Regions from separate parts of the Homo sapiens genome. Here all the other regions are linked to region 2. Evidence: chromatin loops called from intact Hi-C (ENCODE). Cell type or tissue: B cell. All regions are shown on one strand.

The links. A loop is a pair of places that touch in the nucleus more often than their neighbours do. Peaks named below come from ENCODE experiments on the same cell type or tissue, not always from the same donor. Only the 100,000 strongest peaks of a DNase experiment are listed, where the experiment ranks them.
Region 1: a loop joins it to region 2, with 2.4 times the contacts of the local background. A loop is called at or near these places in 4 of 110 quality-filtered maps.
Region 3: a loop joins it to region 2, with 3 times the contacts of the local background. A loop is called at or near these places in 2 of 110 quality-filtered maps.

Annotation. Positions count from the first base shown.
Region 1 is chr22:45,679,586-45,687,585 of GRCh38, reverse strand. The region is part of intron 1 of ATXN10 (ataxin 10); the gene reads right to left. Among named protein-coding and RNA genes, the nearest start is that of ATXN10, 12 kb to the right of the region's middle. In B cell, no CTCF peak of the experiment used is centred here; DNase peaks (open chromatin) are centred at 3,285, 3,695 and 4,145; H3K4me3 peaks cover 420 bases; H3K27ac peaks cover 2,447 bases.
Region 2 is chr22:45,772,217-45,780,216 of GRCh38, reverse strand. All of the region lies in intron 9 of ATXN10 (ataxin 10), which reads right to left. Among named protein-coding and RNA genes, the nearest start is that of MIR4762, 16 kb to the right of the region's middle. RefSeq lists a silencer at 2,522-2,581. In B cell, no CTCF peak of the experiment used is centred here; a DNase peak (open chromatin) is centred at 4,486; H3K4me3 peaks cover 1,084 bases; H3K27ac peaks cover 1,516 bases.
Region 3 is chr22:45,943,879-45,951,878 of GRCh38, reverse strand. It overlaps WNT7B (Wnt family member 7B), which reads left to right. Exons shown (of 4, transcript NM_058238.3): 2 at 1,733-1,959. Among named protein-coding and RNA genes, the nearest start is that of WNT7B, 29 kb to the left of the region's middle. In B cell, no CTCF peak of the experiment used is centred here; DNase peaks (open chromatin) are centred at 3,608 and 4,398; H3K27me3 peaks cover 198 bases.

The sequences.
Region 1 (8,000 bases), 93 kb after region 2:
AATGCTATAGTCAAGTAAAAGTAGAGCTCTGCAACTTGAATAAGCTTCAATAACGCCTCTCTTTTCCTACTGAGATGACTAAGAATGTGTATTTACAGCTGTAAGAAAGCAGCGAGAATTATTTCTTTCACCTGATCCTTTGCCGTCTGCCTCTTATATGGGAACCACCTTTCCCCCGTGAATGGTCTTCCCTGAAGTCATTCCTTGCAATCGTAACATCTGTTTTACTCAAAATTGGTATCTAGCACAGCAAAAGCTTTGGAATCAAACTATGGTACAGACTAAACAAGACAGAAGAAAAGCAATATTCTTAAAGAAAATGGGAAAAATGATTTCCCGACCATAGAATAAATACTAAGTTCATGAACTATGTTGTGAATAATTCCCAATGCTACATGGTAATTTGTTATATATGCACCATGCCCTTATAATAATTTTAACCAAATGAAAAGCATTTAACTGAGCTAAGGCCAACCAAAACATTCCTGAAATCCAAATAACTATTAATAGCGACTAAAGAGTAATCATGACAGCATCTATTTGGCACACAATAATTCGCGTTTGCAGTATAAAGAAAAAATAATGTGGAGCTGTGATCACTGTCATATGCTCTCCCCAGGTTGTAAACCATGGATTCCTGAAAACCCCCGATTTCGCCAATCTTCTGTCTTTGCTCAAACATATCTCACCACCAGAAGAAAGTCCTCTCCAAATCTCCCAATCCTCTGCCTGGGAGAAACTTACATCTCCTTTTTTTTTTTTTTTTTGAGATGGAGTCTTGCTCTGTTGCCCAGGCTGGAGTGCAGTAGCGTGATCTCAGCTCACTGCAACCTCCACCTCCTGGGTTCAAGTGATTCTTCTGCCTCAGCCTCCTGAGTAGCTGGGACTACAGGTGCATGCCACCACGCCCGGCTAATTTTTTTGTATTTTAGTAGAGACAGGGTTTCACCATTTTGGTCAGGCTGGTCTCGGTCTCCTGACCTCGTGATCTGCCCGCCTCGGCCTCCCAGAGTGTTGGGATTACATGCGTGAGCCACTGCGCCTGGCCTGCATCTCCTTTCAAACCTTTGGGAAACTCAGACCTGGAGAAACTCCTCCACTTTTCCAGACAAACAGACTCCCTCTATGAAGCCCTGGAGATCTGTTCATAAGACTGGAATAACTTGTCCACATCAGATAAGATTTATATAACCTATCTCCCCGGCTAGACTGTTAAGTCCTTGAAAAATGGAGACTATCTTATTCTTTTCTGTATCTCTAGGGCCCAGAATTGGCACCCATTAATTGAATTTGTTCAAGTTTTAAACAGTGATGAGACTGTTTGCACACTCAAAAGTGGCCCCTGACTGCATCACAGCCTTGCTATGTAATCCAAGCACTTACAGAGCTTGTGCTCAGAGCCAGGAATCAAGCCTGACATAGGCAGTGAAATCAGTACCCTTTGAGTCAGCAACAGAAAGGGGAAAGTGAGGCATCAGCTCAACCCTCCCTTTCCCATTAAGAAATCCATATAATCTCTACTCAGAAACTTAAAAACGTGTCAGATTTTAAGATGTGAATATCATATAGATATTTTATGACTGCTGTTAAGCAAACATCGAATTTCTCCTTTCCCATTAAATGATACAGTGGATAAGCTTGAGGGTCTGGGAGGAGTTATAACCCAATTAACTGTATTTTAAATTTCTTAAGAGCAAAGAACATGTTTTAGATGTGTTTCCTTTTATAAATGGTGTCAGTAAAACTCTTCCTCTAGAGTCATATAATAAATATCTATAGCTTCTATTCACCATATTTTTATACAATATAATATGTCAACAACTTTCATCAGATGAGGACAAAGAAGCTTTTATTCAGTAACAGTAAATACTATGAAAGCATTTAACTCTTCTATACATCTTTACCTTCTCTACAGCCTTGAAAGAAAACTATTTGGCATTACAGATCCAGAATAGTCCTAGTATACTCTTGTCTGCAAAATCTACGTTCACTGTCAAGACAATGCAGCTAAATATGTGTAATGATTAACGACAATGAAATAGTAAAGATCAATCACTCCAATATTACAAAAGTTATTAATAATAACTGCTGTCATTTCTGCTTTAACCAAACTAACAAAAAATGTACAGCGACTTTAAAAAGCTTAGCTACTTCATTCACAGAAGGCGGAAAGTACTTACAAGGACAATTAAAATTCAACCGTTAGACATTCCTATTACAAAGGAATGCATACCCTGAAGACAATGTATAAATGAAATGTTACATTACAGAACCAAAAAAATCCTTTGAATTATACAAAAGGTAGAATTTCATTTCCCTCAAGTTTGAACAGATCTGTAGGGTTTAATCTTGGCAAGTTCTGTTTGAGTAAAATTAAAGAAAACTACCTGTGATTATATGTAACAGGTTAGATAGGTCTAATATACTGTATGCACACACATTTTACAGTTCAATCATCAGGTGGGACCTCCTACTGAAAAAAAAAAAAAAGCTACATGCTAGTCATTGTAATGCTACAACTAAGACCTTCATACTTGTTAAAAGATTTATTCTAATACCTTAGATTTACTTAAAAACTGGCATATGTGGTTTAGAGTAGTTTAACAACTGCCAGTGAGAAAAACTATTAAAATCCACACAAGTTCACAGATTAAAACAACAATCACTGGTTGTTATCTAAAACCATAATCTTGCTGATTTGACTGGGCAGGATTGAACAAAAACAGAAAATAAAAACATCTGTATCTCCTGCCACAAACAGCCTAGGGTAAAATTTTGAAATCTGCGCAGAACTCAAAACTTCTTTTCACACTCTTCTCTCCTCTTCTGTCACATCCAGGATTCCGAAGCCGTCCTGACAACCCAGACCAATCCATTTTGCAGGGTCACAAACTTTTTCTGTAAAGGGTCAGAGAGTGAATATTTCCAGCTCTGATGGCCAAACAGCCTCTGTCACACTCTCAACTCCCCCAGTGCACAAACGCAGCCACAGGAAACACCTAAACAAGTGAACATGGCTGGGCTCTAATGAAACTGTTTGTGGAAACTAAAATTTAAATTCATATAATTTTCATGTGTCATGAAACTTTATCATCTCCCCAACCATTTAGAAACGTAAAAAACCATTCTTAACTCATGGGTCATAAAAAAAACAGGTAGTAGGCCAGATCTGGCCATGGTCTGGCAACCCCTGCTTTAAAGGGCTCCAAACATACCAGTCCTCTCCCCACTCCCCAAAAACCACACACTTCCTCTTTCCCACTGTCCTCATCACATTGAAAATTCATCTTTCATCAGAACAAACGCACTGTGCTAAATGAAAGGAACTAAGGCGGCCAGGCGCAGTGGTTCATATGCCTATAATTCCAGTGCTTTGAGAGGCAGAAGCCAGGAGAGTTCAAGACCTGCCTAACATAGCAAGACCCTATCTCTACAAAAAAAAAAAAAACAAAAAAACTTGTTTTAATTAGCTGGGCTTGATGGTCTGTGCCTCGTAGTCCCAGCTACTTGGGAGCCTGATGCAGAAGGACTGCTTGAACCCAGGAGTTCAAGGCTATGGTGAGCTATGATCACAACACTGCACTCAGGCCTGGGTGACACAGCGAGACCTTGTCTCTAAGAAAACATGAAAAGAGAAGAAAATGAAAGAGAAGCTAAGAAAAGGTGAAATTAGCACAGAGGCAGAAAGTCAACCACTGGAAAAGACAGCCCAAGAGCAGAACTGTGTATACATGGTAACTTGGTAAATGGCATCTATCAATAGCATTAAAGACCTGGGGAAGATGGACTGTGCTCGAAGAGGTGCTGTAACAACTGTTAATCTAAAAAGAAAAAAACTGAATTGGATCCTTACTTACACTACCCAAAAAGTAACTCCAGGTGGATTTAGGAATTACATGGAAGACAAAATTGCAAGGCTTTGGAAGAAAATATAAGGAGAATGTCTTTACATGCTTAGAGAAAGATTTTGTACATAAGATATTATTTAAACCTTATTTTAAAAGTAGTATTTAAGCACAGATCCAAAGAAGGTGAGGGAGCCAACTATGCATCTTGCTGGGAGAAGAGCTTGGACTAGAGGCAAAGGCATACAGAGCACGTCACAGGGAAGTCAGGGCTGGCTTCAATGAACCCCAGTGAGAAAAGAGAAGTGCGACTCAGAGAGACAAGACAGAGCCACCCTGGACAGGCACAGTAGGCCACGGAAGGACGCTGGCTTTTATCCTGATGTGAAGCCATGGAAGGTTCTTTTTTTCGTTTTGTTTTTGAGACAGAGTTTTGCTCTGTTGCCCAGGCTGGAGTGCAGAGGCAGGATCTCAGCTCACTGCAACCCCCGCCTCCCAAGTTCAAGCAATTCTCATGCCTCAGCCTCCCAAGTAGGTAGAATTTCAGGCATGTGCCACCATGCCCAACAAATTTTTGTATTTTTAGTAGAGATGGGGTTTCACCATGTTGGCCAGGCTGGTCTCAAACTCCTGGCCTCAGGTGATCCACCTGCCTTGGCCTCCCAAAGTGCTGGGATGACAGGCGTGAGCCACCGTGCCCGGCCCATGGAAGGTTCTGAGCAGAGGGGTGACATCATCTGACTTACATGTTAAAAGGATCTCTTTGGCTGCTTTGTAAAGAATCAATCTTAAAGGGAGAAAGAGACGACAGCAGGAGACCAGTTAGGGGGCTGTTTTTGGAGCAGAGGGAAAGCAGCAGATACGGTAAACAGAAATCAAATTCTGGATATTTTAAAGATAGAGCCAATAGGACTTGATGATGGATTCTTATGAGGGTGTCTAAAAAAGGGGAGTGAAGGATGACATCAAAACTTTAGCCTGAGCCATAAATTGAAAGATGTATTTATTGTTTACAGAAACAAGAGTACTCTGAGGATATCTGGTGGATGAGAGGATCAGTAGAAATACAAGTAGAATGTGAAGTAGTCAGGTGAATAAACAAGTCTAGCATTCAGGAGAAAAATCTAGCTAAGCCAGGTGCAGTGGCTCATGCCTGTAATCCCAGCACTTTGGGAGGCCAAGGTGGGTGGATCACCTGAGGCCAGGAGTTCAAGACCAGACTGGGCAACATGGTAAGACCCTGTCTCTACAAAAAAAATTTAAAAAATAGCCGGGTGTGGTGGTGGATGCCTGTAGTCTCAGCTACAAGGGAGGCTGGGGTGGAAGAACTGCTTATGCCTGGGAGGTCAGGGCTGCAGATCGTGCCCCTGCACTCCAGCCTGGGTGACAGAGCGAGACCCTGTCTCAAAAAAAAAAACAAAGAAGTCCAGCTAAAGAAAAATGTTAGTCACCAGCAAACGGAAGTTATTAAAGCCACAAGATTGAGTGAGAATACTCTGAAAGTAAATATAGGCAGAAAAGAGAAGAGGTCTGAGGACTGAGTTCTGAGATCCGGGAAGGATTATCACTCAGGGAAATGGAGGGAGAGATTTTTCTTAGTATGGAAAAATTACAGCAGATCTATAAACTGATGAGTGCAATCCAATAGAAAGGGTAAAACTGATGATTTTTAAGGGGGGAGAGAAGAAGACTGCTGGAGCAATGTGTGCAAAAGGCAATGGAATTTAGTGCAAACTTAAGGGGAGCTCATATTCAGAGCAAGATCGCTAATCCACAGACCAGAAGCAAAGGCAGGCTACGGGCACAGATACAAGTAGGTGGGCAGAGAGGGTGATGAGAGTTCCTGGAAATTATCTTCTAGTTGCTCCTATTTTCAGAGAGCTGAGAGTGAGGATGAGGGAGATGGGATGGAGGTTTGAAGAGGGTGGAGCATGAAATACCTGACTCGGGGAGCAGGAGAGTCAAGGGACCAGGGCAAACAGCGGGACTGACAGGTAGCATTAAGGGCCACGTTAGTTAGTGATCAGCAAGTTAAAGTGAGAGCAGTCTGCACGGCTGTATGTTTTTCTCTAGCCTTGTTCAGCTATTTGGGTACTGTCGCAAAGGTAACAAGTTGGATTTGACCAGAGCTGGAGTTTTACCAGGCAAACATAACAAAGTTTAGAGAGGAGGCAGTGGAGTTGAGGATGTACATTAAAAAATGCTCTTATTACTCATCCATGGATCTAAGCCAGATCAAGATGGGAATGTGAACATTAAGAAGGGGAATGAAAAACAAAAGGGGTAGTAAATAGGAAATAGGGTCAAAAGACTGTAGGTCCTGGTGAGGTTAAAGACTTGATGAAGCAAGGGCCCTAAAGAGAAGATAAAACAGGGATTGGGACTCGAGATTGTGGGGGAAGGCAGCTACAGTTATGGATAAAGTCTAAGTAAGGTATGGCAATGTGTGTCTGAGATGGGATGGAGGTCAAGCTCACTAAGGGAGAGAAAGTCAAAGAAATTCGAGGTCAGGATAATGAAAGGAAAATCTATATAAACAATGAAATAACGAAGATTTAAGACAGGAGAAGAAATAGAGTGAAAAGTGAGCCAGGGCTAAACTCTTCAAGGAATGAGGCAGACTGACCCAAAGGTCTCTTTTAACCACAAAAGTGATTAAACAAGGGATACTCTGATGTCATGAGATTAAAAGTTGGAGTGGTCTATGGAGGAAAAAGGTCTGAAAGCAGCAATGACAATCAAGGAGAACTACCACACCTTTGAGCCAAGCATTGTACTGAGTGCAGGAGAGAAAACAGCCTCCCACTTTCAAGAACCCTGGGAAAGGCATGTCCTCAGAGCCATATTTCATTTAGATCAAGAAGATGAATGGATGTTTACAGAAGTTCAGGATACAGGGAATTTTGCTGAGGGCATAGAGAAGGATCTTAAGAACTGGGGAGTCAGAAGAGGATTCATGTAAAAAAACCTTAAAGGGTTCCAGGAACAGTGGCTCACACCTGTAATCGCAATACTATGGGAGGCTGAGGCAGGAGGATCACTTGAGCCCAGGAGTTCAAGACCAGCCTGGGAAACATAGTGAGAGCTAATCTCTACCAAAAAAAAAAAAAATTTTTAATTAGCGGGGCATGGTGGCGCTGTGATGGCACCACTGCACTCCAGCCTAGGTGACACAGTGAGACCCTATCTCAAAAAAACAAAAAAGCCTTAAAGGGATGACAGTTCAGAGAGTAAGAGAAAACCTAGGAGTTTCTCATATAACTTAGAAAATCTGTGTGAATTTCTAGCAAAAACCCTGCTGCAATTTTATTATGAATGGCATTGAATCCACAGGTCAATTTGGGAGGTATTGATGTCTTTGTTATTGAGGTTTCCTATAATACAATGGTGTATCTTACCACTTAAGTCTTTTTAAATGTCTTTTGATAGTTTTATAATATTCTCATTGATGATGATGATGACAATGACACCAACAACGAAAACGCTAACACTTAAACTGTGTCTATTAGGTGCCAGACACTGTTCTAAGCAGTACACAAACTCCTCAATAGCTATAATGAAAGAGCATCCCCCACTTATGGATCATCTCGTTAACTCTAATAACTTCTCTAAGCTTGTGGCCATCACAGGGCCCAGCTCACCCTACTGGTAGTCCCACAGTTCCTTTGCTTTTGAGTGTCATTGCCCACAGTCCAGTGACCAAGCCCTTGGGTCCAGTGACCACTACAAAAGACTGGAAGAATGAAAGAGCTGAGAAACTCTGCTCTGAGGGTACTGGTGGTCACAATCCTAACCTTATTTATTTCGATTGGTTTTATTTATTTCGGCTGGCTCAAACTCTTTCCTGTCTACTTCATGCATTTAAGATAATTGAATGTATGAGGTGGCTCACACTGACCACTTCTGTATTTTGAAGCTGAGTCAGAACACCTTACCAAACAATTCCATGTAGCATTCCAGCTCATGGCATAGGTAAAAATAAAGGAAATTGCCAGCACACTCTAAAATATGCTTTTTATAGTGTAACTTAATTGATGTTCTCTCTCAACAAAGTTGAGCTGAATCATGGTTGAGTCAAAACGCCATATGGCGTCCTCAGCCAAGCTGACGACTCGTGTGGGTTTTTGTTTTTTGGGTTTTTGTGTGTTTTGGTGT
Region 2 (8,000 bases):
AGCTACTCAGGAGGCTGAAGCAGGGTAATCGCTTGAACCTGGGAGGTGGAGGTTGCAGTGAACCAAGATCGTGCCACTGCACTCCAGCCTGGGTGACACAACGAGACTCCGTCTCAAAAAAAAAAAAAAAGATGATGCAGTCTGCCTTTTTGTTTGTATAAGCGTTTTTATTTGGAATTTCACGAATGTAGAATACTTAGATATTAAAAACATTAACTTCAAATGTTTAAGGGCAAGGACTCCTGATTGGTAAAATCATTGGAGTATACTTTTCCACTTCTTTATCAATCAGAGATTTTTTTTTCAGAAACACATTATTAATTCCTAAATATTTTAAAAATGAAAGCCCCAGAAGAATGGCATGTTTCCAAATAAAGTACGAATGATTCTTTTTCTTTGTACTCTCAAAAAGTATGTACGAATTCTATTTCATCTCTGCTAGATCACAAACCACAAACTACAGATTTCAAGTCTTCGCTTTCTTGTCTGTAACCATGCAAGGCAATATAGAATTGGTCCTTTCACAGCATCTGTGCTTTCAGATCTAAACTTTTCCTACAAGGTTATGTACCAAAGGAAGAGCATTAGAGGAAAAAGGATACTACATAAACACCACATAAAAATGACAAAGATGCCTACTGAGGCCTGAAATCACTACCAGTGGTTGCGTACTGCAAGACGGCCACTCACCCCAACAGCAAGTCTAGTCTCGCTCCCAGCTGTGAAGTTTCTCTCCTTAAAAGAACAACAACAACAACAAAAGCCCAACATAACCCTCTTCCTTCCAGTCCGTCTTTAGTCTTCTGAATTATAGTCTTCTGAATTATATTCTGGAGTCTCAGAATGCCAGAACTGGAAAGTGCCTTCAGTGACTATGTGGTCCAACAAAAATCATACTTCCACTTACATACGAGGCCCAAGAAAGAAAATTATCCTCATTAAGAAGTTGAAGAAATTGATAATTTCTCGAGATGAGTAGGGTCCTGTTACTCCAATATTATGCATTCTGTACTTAGAAACATGAAGAAATAGAGGTGTTGCTTCATTATGAAAGGGAAGAAGTGGTGGCTTCTTGCAGGAGAGAAGAACGATGCAAAGCTTTATTTTGGGGAATCTGGTCACAGAGAAAATTCATAAATCTCATACTCAAGAGCTGAAAAGAGCCTGGAAAAACTCAGTCCAGTCTCCTTACTTTACAAACGAGGAACACAGCAAAATTATTTTCCCCAACTCATATAATCAGGAGCTTCTAGATCCTCTGATACTCTGTATCCATTCCACTCACCAGACATGCCTGAGTGCCAAGATGGAGAGTGCTCACATCCTAGGACCTTTTTGTACAAATATCAAATTAATTAATTATCAAAATTGAATGTATACAAAGAAACTAGTATTAATTTCATATATTAATCAAATGTTTACTTTTCCCATTCTCATCTTTTCCATGTGAGCCATCCTGTGTACCAAGAACAATCTTGTCAATCTCAGACTGCTCTTAGCTGGGAACTCAGTGACACGATTTTATTCACTTAATGGAGAATCCTAATTTCATACAAGCTCCTCTCTCTCTTTTTTAGGCTAATTGTACCAGATATATGCCCAATTACTTCTAATCATTCGTTATTTCAGTAAAAACCTCAAGAATAGTAAACGCGGACTTATAAGGGTTCCAACTCTGAACAGAGGTTCTACTTTGTTTTACACATTAACAACCCTATAGTTAGCATAATAACGAACACACTGAGCATGTACTCTACTTATGCTTTACAGGTATCATATATTAATTCATCTCATCCTCCCTAGGAGGCATGTACAATTATCCTCATGAAGATAAGTTTCACTGAGACGCAAGCTCCATAAAGGCCAGTATTCGTTCACTGCTGTATTTCCTGAGCTTGGAGCAGGGCCTGGCACATAGTAAGTTCATAATATATACTCACTGAGTAAATGGATAAATGACATTAATAGGGGAAAAATTAAGGTACAAAGAGGTTACAGAACATGATCAATGTCATACAGCTATTGCATAACACAGCTGGGATTCAAACTACTGAGTTTTTTATTGCATTAAGTCAGGGGCCAGCAAACTTTTTCTGTAAAGGGCTAGAAAATAAATAGTTAAGACTCTGCAAACCATACGGTCTCCACTGCAACTACTCAACTGTGTTGTTGTAGTGTGAGAATGGCCATAGGCAATATTAAAGAAATGAACACAACTATGTCCCAATAAAACTTTATTTACAAATAGAGGCCCACAGCATAGTCTGCTCACCCCTACATTAAATCCTCATAAGAATCAAGCTCTTTCCACTACACCTCATGGTCTCTATGAAAGGGAGACTTGCAGACCATTCATGCAGTAGGAATTTGCTTTTGCATTTTTAGGCTATAAAGCAGAATCTCAATTCTCATTTGCATCTTGAAATCAGAACCATGACTCCAGCAGGCAGCTAGAGCTTAAGTGAACAGGCAGGTGCGGAGGGGTGCGTGCAAGTGCACAGACATAGTTAATCCAAAATCTGTTTTCACAAGAAAATCTGACCTTACATTAAGCACTGTGATCTGGAAACAATGCAAAGACTCCATCTGGAAGACAGGCAGGGCACAGGATTGGCCATTTCTGTTCTCATAAGGAAAACAGCCTAACCAAACTAAACACTAACCTGGTTAAACGTGAGGCTGAACATAGCTGAATGCATTAATCATCAGACAGGACAATAAAGGAAAATATGCAAGCTCTCTCCCAACTGTTTACCACTTGTATTTTTCTTGGAACAGAAATGCATTTTATATATTATATGAACCTGTAAAAAACACATACCTGGTAAAACATTTGAACATATACTCTAGATCAAGAGAATACTAAAACATGAAATATTCCATCATCATTAAAGAATTTTGAGTTCACAAAGGTTTAAACACCCACCCGACTCCAGCTATGGTAACAACGACATAACAGAAACTAAACAGCACTTTATGCTAACTGGATATAATCTTGATAATTATAGGCTATTCAGTGTGTAACAAAGTATGACAAACCTCTCCCTAAGGCTGATCCATCTCAGTAAGTAAGGTATCACTTAGGAGTAACATGGCAAAGTTTGAACAGGAAAACCCAAATGAATTATTTTTCGAAATATAAAAGTAGCTTTCTGGTTTATTTAAAATTAATGCTCATGCATACATAAAGTCATTCAAGTTCATCGTTGTCCACTATTCAAATGACATAAATATTATTTGCCTCAAAAAGTTCAACTTGATACATTTATTGAGAAATTATGTGCAAAAATGATGCATAGGAATAAAAAGCTGAAAACGGTACAGATCCTTCCATGAAGAAACTTTTAAAAACTCTTGTCTCAGAATCACTGGCAAAAACATAATTTAATTAGAATACCAATGCTTAAAAAAACTGGCAGCAGCAGTTAGTATTTTGGGTGATATTCATATACCAAGCATCACGTGATATACTTTACATATATTATCGTTTGTGTTTATAGCAATGCAGCAAGACATAATGCATGATTTTCATTTTCTCTATTGAGAAAGCTAGGGCTCAATTACTCTTGCCCCAGATCACACAACTAGTGGGCAGCTGAGCCATGCAGGCTTCCAAACCAGGCTGCTTGGCCTTCAAGTAGAAACTTCTCTTCCATATCAGTTTAATTGCCTTAAAGCAGGGTTCCAACTTTGACATTAAAAAAAAAAAAAGGTATCAGGGAGTGCAAATTATATGAAAAACTTCATATGGCTGTGGGTGTGTGAACTTTCCTGAGAGGGGAAAATTTTAAGGGGTAAAAAATGAAAGGTGGTCAGACAAAATATCCATGTCACGCATCACACCTGCAGACATGATCATCTTCGTTTTAAACACCTTCTTCAGTGACATGCTTATGAAAGTGCTTTATAGAATGGAAAGTGCTATCAAAAGATTGGTTGTTATTAACAAAGCAACAAGTGGGTGGTTTATGATTAAGGTAAACCATGGTCCACATTAAGTTTTAGACAGAAAGAAATGGAAACAATCACTGAAGCCTTTACACAACGGGTGTTTTTTTATTCTGCAAACTACTACCTCTGGTTAACCGTAGGCTTACAGAGTATATCACCATCTTGATTTCGAGGACATGAAAACTAAAGTTCAGAAAGGTAACAGGACATGCTCAAGGGTGGTGATGCACAGCCCTGGGTTCCCTGAATTGGGTCCCCCTCCAGCAGACAGGTCAAGTGTGGGTCAAGGACGGAACCAATGGGCTGTGGAGTGGCCACAGATGTCGGTGCCCATGGTGGCTCCACTTAATCTCCGGGAGCTCCAGGTTTCAAACACCAGCAAACGGATGTTAATGTTACCTCCCGGCTGGCTGTGAGGGGCGGAATGATCTATCAGGTTAGAGGCTGTAGAATATTTATTATTGGTGCTACCGTGCTAAATAAATCGGAGACCCAGGTCATGACATGAGGCACTAATGAGGAAGTAAAACTTGAAGCATGGAAACTACTCAACCGCTGTTTTTCACTAAATCTCTCTCAATAACAATACTGCAAGTCACATTTTTATTATAAATAGTCACACGAAGGAGAAAAACAGTGTCATTACACAGGCTAACACTGACGAAAGCCATGTTTGGCAGTCACCTAATTCTAACCATATTTTCCAATATTAACTGCATTTTAATAAAACTGAGACACTACAGAATAACTATTTCTGAACCTGCTTCAACAAGTAAACAAGAAAATGTTTGAACAGAATAAAGACAACTAAATATGGAATGAATATAAACTTTCAGCAAGCACCCACCCGTTCTACAAACCCTCACAATGTTTGTGTTTTCCAACTTGTCTCAATTTCTTACAAAATCTCCATGAAGCCACTTAAGAGAGGGTGCACCTCAGCTAACAGGCCCTATGTTGAGGTCCAGATGTGAACACAGGGACAGGGACACAGCCCCATGCCCAGGACCAGTAGCCTCCTGTTATGTCCAGCCCTCCCAGTCCTCCATGTGCACACATCTGTCCCCTGCCCACTGCCATCCCCTCCTTCTCTAGGAGTGGTAAGGACTGAGGGCCAGTGTTTCTCAAAGAAGGCCCCAGACCAAAATTCCCACCTCTAGAAATGGTGGAGTCCTAAAATCTGCAGAGTGGATAAGTGCTTCTGGTAATACAACACTAAAGTTTTACAAACTACCAGAAAAAGGGATGGGGAAAAGGCAAAACAAACAAACAAAAAACTTTAGTGTTTCTCCGACCCCTGCCTTTATTTATTTATTTGTTTGTTTTGAGACAGAGTCTCACTCTGTCACCCAGGCTGGCGTGCACTGGCGTGATCTTGGCTCACTGCAGCCTGCCACCTCCACCTCCCAGGTTTAAGTGATTCTCCTGCCTCAGCCTCCCCAGTAACTGGGATTACAGGCGCGTGCCACCACACTCAGCTAATTTTTGTATTTTTAGTAGAGACAGGGTTTCACCATGGTGGTCAGGCTGGTCTCAAACTCCTGGCCTCAAGTGATCCGCTCACCTCAGCCTCCCAAAGTGCTAGGATTATAAGCGTGAGCCACCGCGTCCAGCCCCCCTGCCTTTATTTTGTAAAAAACATTAAACATCCTTTCTCTTTTTCAGGAACCTGACATGGAAGATTTCCTAGAGTTGGGATCCTTTGCTGTACAACACTGGTCAGGACTGGAGAGGCAGGGAGGTGTCAGGTGGACATCTGGAATTTCCTAATAGCGATCTCCTCTTACATCAAAGTAGTAGTTCCCCTCTGCCTGTAAGGCAGACTTCATTTCCAACATAAGGAACAGGAGACCTGGAGCTCTCCCACAGGACTGCTTGCTCGCACACTGTGTCTGCATTATCTGTCTCACTCCAAAATAGCGATGCAGGGACTGGTAGGGACAGGCTGCCATTCCAGACAGGTGCAGCTCCTGCTCTCACTCTACTGGACAGATGGCCATGGTCAACAGTCACAGAGTTATGGAGGCCAAAAACTCCCCCAGCAGAAATGCCAAGTAGGAGGCAGGTGCCCCACCATGCCTACTAAGGCAGGGCCACCCCCAGACATTAGCAGGCTGTCACAGTACTTCCCAGAGTGCCAGCGCACACATGCACATGCTGAAATGGTGCTGGCTGAAGCACATGGCATCAAATGGTTCTTTCTGTCTGCAAGACCTGAAGAGGGGCTGTTTTGATGGCTTCATGTTTCTTACAATTTGTTTCTACAGGCCATTCTCTCTACCCAGACAGGACTGCAATGAGAAATCTACATAGTATCCCACTAATGGGAAATCATTACATAGAAATACACCTGTGGATAAACCCATCCTTCTCTTGTTCTTCCAATGGTTGAGTCTTTTAAAACAAACAAACAAACAAACATCAGTTCATTTCTTTTTTCTTTCTGTGGTTTTGTTTTTCTTGTGATTATTTTTTACTGTTTCTTCAGGTTTAATAATTCTTCATTCAGGCCAGGTGCAGTGGCTCACACCTGTAATCCCAGCATTTTGGGAGGCCGAGGTGGGTAGATCACCAGAGGTCAGGAGTTCGAGACCAGCCTGGCCAGCATGGTGAAACCCCATCTCTACTAAAAATACAAAAATTAGCCAGGCATGATGGTGCAGCCTGTAATCCCAGTTACTCAGGAGGCTGAGGCAGGAGAATCGCTTGAACCTGGGAGGTGGAGGTTGCAGTGAGCCGAGATTGCACCACTGCACTCCAGCCTGGGTGACAGAGCGAGACACCTATCTCAAATAAATAAATAAATAAATAAATAAATAATTCTTCATTCAGTAAAAAGTAGGTTCTGTTCCCATTTAACCCCCACAGAGAAGAAGGCAGGCAGGGACATCACAGCATGATCAAATAAGGCTTGTGACTCAATGAGACATAAAATGGCAATAAAAGGCATACAAATTGGAAAAGAAGAAATAAAACTTCATCCTTATTCACAGGATATGATTGTTTATGTAGAGAATCCCAGAGAATCTATTTTTCAAATCTCCTAGAATGAATGAGTTGAGCAAGCCCATACGACACAAGGTCAATGCAAAAGTTAACCATATTTCCACATGCGAGACGAACAACCAGGAACTGGCTATTTTTAAAAAGTAACATGTACAGTAGCTCCCCCACCACATGTTATACACAGTCAGCCCTTGTGTCTCTGGGTTCCACAGCGTCAGACTAATTCAACTGCAGATCAAAAATATCTTGGGGGAAAAAGACTTTAAAAATACAGTATAGCAACTATGCACACAGCATTTACATGTATTAGGTATTATAAGAAGTCTACAGATGGTTTGAAGTATACGGGAGGATGTACATAGGTGATATGCAAATACCATACCATTTTGTATCAGGGACTTCAACATCTATTTTTGGTAGCCACAGGGGTCCTGGAATGAATACCCCATGGGTACCAAGCAACCACTGTGCTAAAAATAAATCTAACAAAGCATACACAGGATCTACATGCTGAAAATGAGAAAACACTGATGAAAGACATCAGAGAAGATCTAAATAGAAAGACATTCCTGGTTCACGGATTGGAAGACTCAACACAGTAAGACATTGATTCCCCCCAAAGAGAGCTGTATATTTAACGCAATTCCAATCACAATCACAGCAGAGTTTTGTAGAGTTATGAAAAAGCTATTCTAAAATTTACATGGAAGGGTAAAGAAGATTAAATCACTAAAATAAAGTTGGATGAATCACACTACCCAATTTTAAGATTTACTGTAAATTGACAGTAATAAAGACAATGTTGTAATGGTGAAGAGACAGGCACAAATATCGACGAACAAAATAGCATATCTGGAAACAGACCCACACAAATTGGGCCATTTGATCTTTGACAAAGGTGCAAAAGCAATTCAATGAACAAAAAAGGATAGTCTTTTTAACAAATGCTGCTAGAATAATTCATCATCCATTTGCAAAACAATGAACCTTGACCTAACCCTCACACCTTATAGAGAGACTAACTCAAATGGATCCTAGATCTA
Region 3 (8,000 bases), 170 kb before region 2:
ACTGAAAACAGGCTCAAACAGAAACCTTACCCGCACGTTCATGGCGGCATCACTCACAGTAGTCCAAAGGTGGAAGCAGCCGAAATGCCCAGCCATGAATGGATACACAAAATATGGTCTGTCCACACAATGGAATATCACTCAGCCTTACAAACGCATGAAGCACTGACCTGTGACCACGTGGATGACCCTTGAAAACACGACGCTAAGTGAAAGAAGCCAGACGCCAAAGGTCACACAATGAATGGTTCCATCCATAGGAAACATCCAGAATGGGCAAATCCATGGGAACAGAAAGCAGACTGGTGGTTGCTGGGTCGGGGAGGGGAGAACGGGGAGTGACTGATGGGTACAGTTTCCTTCTGGGGTGGCAGAAATATCTGGGAACCTGACGGTGCTGGAGGTTGCACAACACCGAATGTATTAAATGCCACAGAACTGTACACTTCAAAATGGTTCATTTTATGTTATGGGAATTTCACCTCATTAAAAAAACACACAAGGCTGGGTGCAGTGGCTCACACCTGTAATCCCAGCATTTTGGGAGGCCGAGGCGGGCAGATGACCTGAGGTCAGGAGTTCGAGACCAGCCTGGCCAACACAGTGAAATCCTGTCTCTACTAAAAATACAAAAATTAGCCGGGTGTGGTGGTGGGCAACTGTAGTACAGCTACTCGGGAGGCTAAGGCAAAAGGATGGCTTGAACCCGGAATGTGGAGGTTGCAGTGAGCTGAGATCACACCACTGCACTCCAGCCTGCGCGACAGAGTGAGACTCCGAAACTCTGTCTCAAAACAAACAAACAAATGAACAAATGACAATCCCGCTGATATCACTTGAAGTAGAGTGAGCGTGACCTGCGGGTTCTTGTCTAGGGCTTCAGGTCCTGAGAGTTGCTAGGAGATTAATGACAAAGTTCCCCTCAGTGGACCACTGCAAGGCTGCAGTGTTGCAATAAGGCCCCTGCCAAGCCCGGCACACAGTAGGTGCTCAATTTGCTGCAGGCCTAATTTCTTCCTCTGCGTGCACCCAGTCACCCTGACAGGAGAGAAAACAGCAACAGCCACCATTCCCGGTGCGGGCTTTCTCCCTGTGGTCGTCTGAGCCTTTGGTTGGGTGGTGGGGGATGGGTGTTTTATACCCCCATTTCATGGGTGTGGAAACTGAGGCTCAGACGGGGAGTGCCTTCTCAAAGTTACACACAGGTCGGAGCTGGAGTCAGTACCGGATGGGCTTGGCTGCCGGCCTTTTCAGCAGCCTGCCTGGCCCAGGTGCCATGGAGGGGCCATCGGGGAATTTATAAATGAGGGGAAAGCCCCATTGGTCGGGGAGTTGGGGTCTGCCGCTTAGAGACAGCGCAGACAGTCCCGAGTTGGCGGCTGCCACATCCCAAGCATGATGCTGTCTGATCTGAAGGGCTGTGTATCTGACTCAGTGGCCTGGAGAGCTGTGGGACTTGCGGTTGCGTGATTCTCCATTCTGAGGCTCAGAGGCCTGGGTGTGTGTGGCTGGGGTCACGCGTGTGAGTTGGGGTGAACTGGTGTGGTCTCCTGGGGTCACGCATGTGAGTTGATGGGAAACAGCCCCTTGAGGGCAGGGATCTGCTTGTGCCCTGGTGGGCGGAGCTAGTGCAGGGCCTGTGACTGAGAGGCTGAGTGGGGGAAAGGTGTTGGGGGTGAGGAGGGGCGCTGGCCGCCGCCGTCTCACGGCCTCTGTCTCCTCCCCTCCACAGAGCACTGTCATCCGTGGTGGCCCTGGGAGCCAACATCATCTGCAACAAGATTCCTGGCCTAGCCCCGCGGCAGCGTGCCATCTGCCAGAGTCGGCCCGATGCCATCATTGTGATTGGGGAGGGGGCGCAGATGGGCATCAACGAGTGCCAGTACCAGTTCCGCTTCGGACGCTGGAACTGCTCTGCCCTCGGCGAGAAGACCGTCTTCGGGCAAGAGCTCCGAGTAGGTAAGGGCGCCTCTGGGCTCAAGGGGCCCAGCCATTGTGGCCAGGGGCAGTAGGCCAGGCCACCCACTGAAGGCCAGCCTAGGCCGCTGTTCTGCACACATCTCCTGGGGGGCCAATTTCTTTGCCTTCCTGTGAGCCCTTCTGCGTGCCTGGCCTGGCCCTAGGCAGCACCACTGCTTCTGGGGCAGGGGAGGCCTCAATGGGAGCCAGGCTGTGTGCAGATGAAGGTCCTTGCTCGGGGCTGGAGGACATCGTCGTGACGTGGCCGTGGGCCCTTGGGCCTGTAGGCTGGTGGCGCGGTGGTGCTAGCGGTGCCGTGCAGTGGTTGGGGCCCATTCTTTCGCTGCCTAGCAGCCGTGTAGAGGGAGGCACGTTACCTCTTCTGGCAGAACCTCCATTCCTGTATCTGGAGAGCAGGGAATAGTAACACTTACTGCAGGGGGTAGTTGGGGCACAGGAAGTGCTGTGTGAATGTCGTAGATTCCGAGAGTGGAGCTGGGTAGAGGGAGCCGAGTGAACTGTGCAGGATGCTCCAGCATGACACGTGGAGCACGGGGAATCCAATGGCCGGAGGGCAGGGTGGGTGGGCGGGTGTGGGGAGTGGTTTGATGGACACCAAGCAATCACCGAAACCTGCCAGGTGGGCTGGCAAGATCCCTGCTGCCTGTGCACAGCCCCTGAGGCCACAACCCCTCCCTGTCCTCACAGCCTTGGGGGTAAGGCTTCATCATGCCCATTTTACAGACAAGGAGACTGAGCCCAGAGAGGGGCTTTAAAAAGTGACTTTTGGGCCGGACCTGGTGGCTCATGCCTGTAATCCCAGCACTTTGGGAGGACGAGGGGGGTGGATCACCTGAGGTCAAGAGATCGAGACCATCCTGGCCAACATGGTGAAACCCCATCTCTACTAAAAATACAAAAATTAGCCAGACAATCCCAGCTACTTGGGAGGCTGAAGGAGGAGAATTGCTTGAATCCGGGAGGCGGAGAGAGGTTGCAGTGAGCCGAGATGGCACCATTGTACTCCAGTCTGCGTAAAAGAGCAAGACTCTGTCTCAGGGGAAAAAAAAAAAAAAAAAAAAAAAAAAAAAAGGGATCTTTGGAGCCTGACCTGGGTTTGAATCCAGCTGTGTGACCTTGAACACGTCACTCGGGGCTGCTCAGGGCCTCAGCTTCCCCACTGGTGATGTGAGCTCCGAGCCAGTAGGCCCTCGTGTGGGTCCCCATGGCTCTCCCAGGTGCTCAGTAAACTGCTGTTGTGTGCATGGGAGTGGGGCTAGTGATGTACCCTGCCCTCCAGGCTGTGGCAAGAGGCAGAGGAGGGGGGGGATAACTGGCAGAGTGCCAGGCTTGCAGGGGTGCCCAGCCCATGGGCATAACATGTCCTTCTGATCCTGGAGCCGAGCAGAGCCGCAGCTGCCGGGACACAGGCCAGACCTAGGTTCTGCAGGGCTTGGAACGCTGGTGTGGGGCTGGGGGTGGCGCAGGGGAAAAGCCCCTGGGGCCCGCTTTGTGGTGAGCAGCCTGTGGGTGGCGCCTGGCACAGCGAAGAGGGTGGCACCGCCCGCTCCCTGGGGCCCCACCACCCAAGTGCAGTTCCCTCCCTCCAGGTGCCAGCTGTGGCAGGCAGGGCTGCCCATCCACCCCAGTGGGGAGGGCGTCGGCACGAGTGCTCACTCATGCCAGGGCCCATCTGCCTGCCTGGCCCCTCAGCGCTGAGCTGGCGGGCTCAGAGGCAGCTGTGGGTGCCCCTGCCTCCCGGCCGAGCCCCCGGGGAGTTGTGGTGGAGCTGAGCGTCGATCAGGTGTCCCTCGCTGTTCCTGCTAATCCTTGCTGCCTCGCTGCGCCAGGAGAGGGGCAGACGTGGAAATCGTCCTGCTGCTCGACAGAGGGCTGGGAGCTTGGACTTTATTTGGGACCATGAGACATGGGGTGAGGGACGTGTGGGCCACCCTGGGCATCACTGTGGGGTCCCCGAGCTCGCCTGGGGATCAGGCTGTGTGGCATATGGCTGTGTGTCCTGTCCTGTTCCTCGATCCTGGGAGCGCTGCATCCCGTCTCAGTCTCTTCTGCTAGGGAGCCCACCTAAGACACCCCTGTTGCTTTCCCGAGCGTTTCAGAAGCAAACATTTTGGCAGAGCTGTCCACACCCACCATCCTCACCTCACACCCTTGATCGCCCCTACTGCTCTTGGTCTGGGCCGCTTGTGACCTTCCTGGTGTCAACTTTTCCCCTTCTTCCCTGGCTTCTGGGCCCCGGCTTGTAGCCTGGACTTCTCTGCCCAGTCCCAGCTGGGAAGTGGCAGCTCCTCCAGGTGCACCTTGGCCCCCTCGCCCCGCTCTGCCCTATTGGCCGCAGGCTCACTCCTGCTCATGGCTTCCATTCCCTGCGACCCATGCGAACCTCTGGCCTGACACACTCAGCACCCGTTACTTAAATCTCCTGTCCCCAGCTTTCTCCCGGCCAGTTGTCTCAGCAGAAACCTGGTATCATTTCCCCATACACCTCAGGGCTCTGCCCTATGGCTGCAGCATGGTCTGCTTTTCTGGCCCTCCCCTGGCAGCTGTCACTGCCTCCTGCCCACACCAGCCCTAGTTGCTGAGTTAAACAGAAGCTCTTCCTCCAAAACCTGCAGTAGCTCCTTATGGCCTCAGGATAAAGTGAACTTCTTAGCCGGGAATCTCAGTAGCTGCCTCCCATATTCACCCTGGTTCCCCACATCCCTTCTGAGAATCAGAGCTTCGGGCGTATCTGACTCCTCTCTCCTCCCCAAGCACGCCAGGCCCCGTTCCCCTTCCAGGGCTCAGCTGCGGGGAGTCATGAGCAGGAAGAGGGGCTGATCAGGGAGGCCAGCCATGTCCGAGGCCAGCTGGGTGCCCTGGCATGGGCTGGGAGCTGGGCCATAGGTTGGCAGGCTGCCAGGACACTCGTGGGAACAGCCACTCAAGCAGTGCCAATTAATGATTGGCCCTGAGAAGGGGCTTGGCCTGTGTGGGTGGGACAGCCCCTTTCAGGCGTTGACCTTGGGCTGTGCCTAAATCTCGAGGGCTGAAAGGGTACCCCTTAAAAGGGCAAATCAATCCCCTGTGCAAAGTTCCAATCCCTTTTCCATCACCTGGTGTGGGTGCTTGTATGCCTCTGGGGATGGGGCGCTCACTTCTCCCCATTAGACAGATGGTTTCTTCTAAGGACCCTGTGCTGGCTTTGCCCTGGGCCCCTGGGTTCCAGTTGCTCTGCTCGCCTCAGAGGGTCAAGGCTCACACTAGGCCCCCCTCCACTGCTGTGGTCCCCCTCGTGCCTGGAGGCCTCCTGAGCCCATCCCAGGCCTATTCCTCATGTGTCGAGAGAGGCTTGTCTCTTGTGTCTTCTGTTGACTGGAAATGAGCTTAGAGGTGACTGTCCCCAGCCGAGCAGTGTTCTGCCACGGTGGGGGCAGGAGAACGAAGGGGCAGCGTGAGCATCAGGAGAACCTCGTATCCCAGGAAAGTCTGTTGGAAACCTGGGGCCCCCCAACAAGGCAGGGAGTTTCAACCAGGCACTATCATCGAATCAGGGATGTCAGCAAGGGCTTCCCGGAGGGGGTGACCCAGGCCAGACTGGAGGTGAGCGCAGGGAAGGGGGTGCCAGGTGGACGGAACAGCATCTGCTGAGGCTCTGGGGCCAGAAAGCCGAGAGCACTTTTGCAGGAATGACAGGAGCTTCCAGGGCTAACAGGAGAGGCTGGAGGGTGAGGGCAGGGCTGGAGTACCAGTGAAGCTCTGGAGGGTCCAGAAGGCATAGGAGATTCTGAGCAGGTGAGGGCTTCCCTCTGCAGGCTGCTTCCTTCCAACCACTGCGCCGCCCCCATCCCCCTAGAGCCCAGAGTCCCCCAGGACCACGGGCCTGGGCCTGGGGCAGCGACTGCGTGCTCTTGGGCCCCCTAGCCCCACCCTTGAGCTGCCAGGGAATGCTGAGTCCTGCCCATCATGTGCTAGCCTCAGACATGACCAGGCATAGAGACTGCCCCTAATCCATGCTCACGTGAGCGGCCCGGGACACCAGCACAGCTGTCACCCGCTCCTGTTTGCTTTGGGGGCGAGCTCTGCGTGGGGAGTGTCTTCCTGGGCTGCACACAGCAGGGGCTCAGCAAGGGCTGTTGGCTGCTGGACAGCCTGAGGGGCCAAGGGACCCATCTCGGGGTATCTGAGAGGCCAGGGGTCGTGTGGTGAGAGGGTGACTCCCGGGCCAGGTGCACCTGCCGCCCTGCGGGGCTTTGCAGGCCAGGCCCAGTGACCCCCAGCAGGGACGAGGTCTCGAGGGCTGGATTCTTCACTTGTTCACTCTGGTGACCCCAAGCCACCTCTGGCAGGGAAGTGTTTGTAATATGGTGTGGACCAACCGACATGTGCCGTAAGTGTAAGATATGCATGGATTTTGAAGACTCAAATCCCCAAAGCAAATACAGTATCTCTTGAATAACTCTTCTACTGATTACATATTGAGATGGTAAGATTTTGGATATATTGGCTAAATAAAATATACTATCAAAATTAAGTTCACCAGCCAGGCATGGTGGCTCACACTTGTAATTCCAGCACTTTGGGAAGCTGAGGCGGGTGGATCACTTGAAGTCAGGAGTTTGAGACCAGCCTAACGTGGTGAAGCCCCATCTCTACTAAAAATTCAAAATTAGCTGAGTGTGGTGGCACATGCCTGTACTCCCAGCTACTCAGGAGGCTGAGGCAGGAGAATCACTTGAACCCGGGTGGTGGAGGTTGCAGTGAGCCAAGATCACGCCACTGCAGTCCAGCCTGGGCAACAAGAGTGAATCTCCGTCTCAAAAAAAAAAAATTAAGTTCACCAAAATTATTTTCACTTTTCTTAATGTGGCTACTAGAAAATTTCAGCGGACACCTGCGGCTCACCTGAACCTTCCGTTGAGCGGTGCTGCACCCATAGGGGACAGGAGGGGGTGGCCCAAAGTCATCTGGTCAGGGGCAGACGGGACAATTGAACCTGGATCTGACTGTCACTCCCAGGACACTGTCCTCCAGTGTGGGGTGGGGCAGTCTGAGGGTAGAGGGTCACTGAGCAGCCGTTTTCGGAGGACAGTCAGCGCGGGGGTGGGAGGGCAGCCACCTTCATCAGGCCTGGTTGTTCATCAGCCTGCATTCCTTGAGTGTCTGCTGTATGCCAGGCCAGGGCTTGCACCCAGGACACGATGGGTGAGCACAGGCCAATGGGGCCAGGCCGGGAGGCAATGCCTGCTGGGCCCAGTCTCGTGCTGGCCACACCTTGGTGGTCTGCAGGCCCCAGGCTGACGACCCTGGTCACTCCCCACCTCCACCCTCATCTCAGGGGCCCAGCCCAAGGCAGCTCAACAGACATTTCTGAGGCTCAGGGGCCAGGCAGCCAGGACTGTACGGACAACTGGGGCCTTGAAGGTCAGGGTCAGAAAGACTTTCCTAGCGGCGAAGCTGCCCAAGCCCACTCCTGGCTCAGGGTGGGACGAGGCCGGGGCTGCCCCTCCCCGGGAAGGCAGCTCACAGGCTCCTGGGAGGACGGAGCCTGAGGGGCTATGGCAGTGGCAGGGCTGTGGCCCTTCCTGGGGGTGGCATGGAGGCCCTGTGGGCTAGGCGGCTGCTGGTCCTCCAGTCCCAGTCCTTCCACATGGCCCCTCCGAGGCCACCTGGAACTCATGCAAGTTGGGAATTTTCCATCCTCCCCAGCGGAGCCCTGAGAGACGGACAAGAGTGGAGTGGGGATGGAGTCTGGCTGCAGAGAGGCTATGGCCAAGGACACAGGCCCTATCTGCCCGGGTCCCACTGTGTTACCCTGGGTGCAGCCTGGTGCCCTGGGGACCTTGATGCCCCACCTGCCTCATGAGGGGCCGAGGTGGGGGCTGGGACTCTGCCAGGATTTGGGGTTTCTCCTCAGAATGGGGACATGGAGGTCCCCGCAGAGCTTCCCACGTGGGTTCCGTGGGCAAAGGCTCCAGAGCCCTGGGCCACTGAGGCAGGACACAGACCCCGGGGTGGGTAGGGCCCCTCCCTCGGCCTCA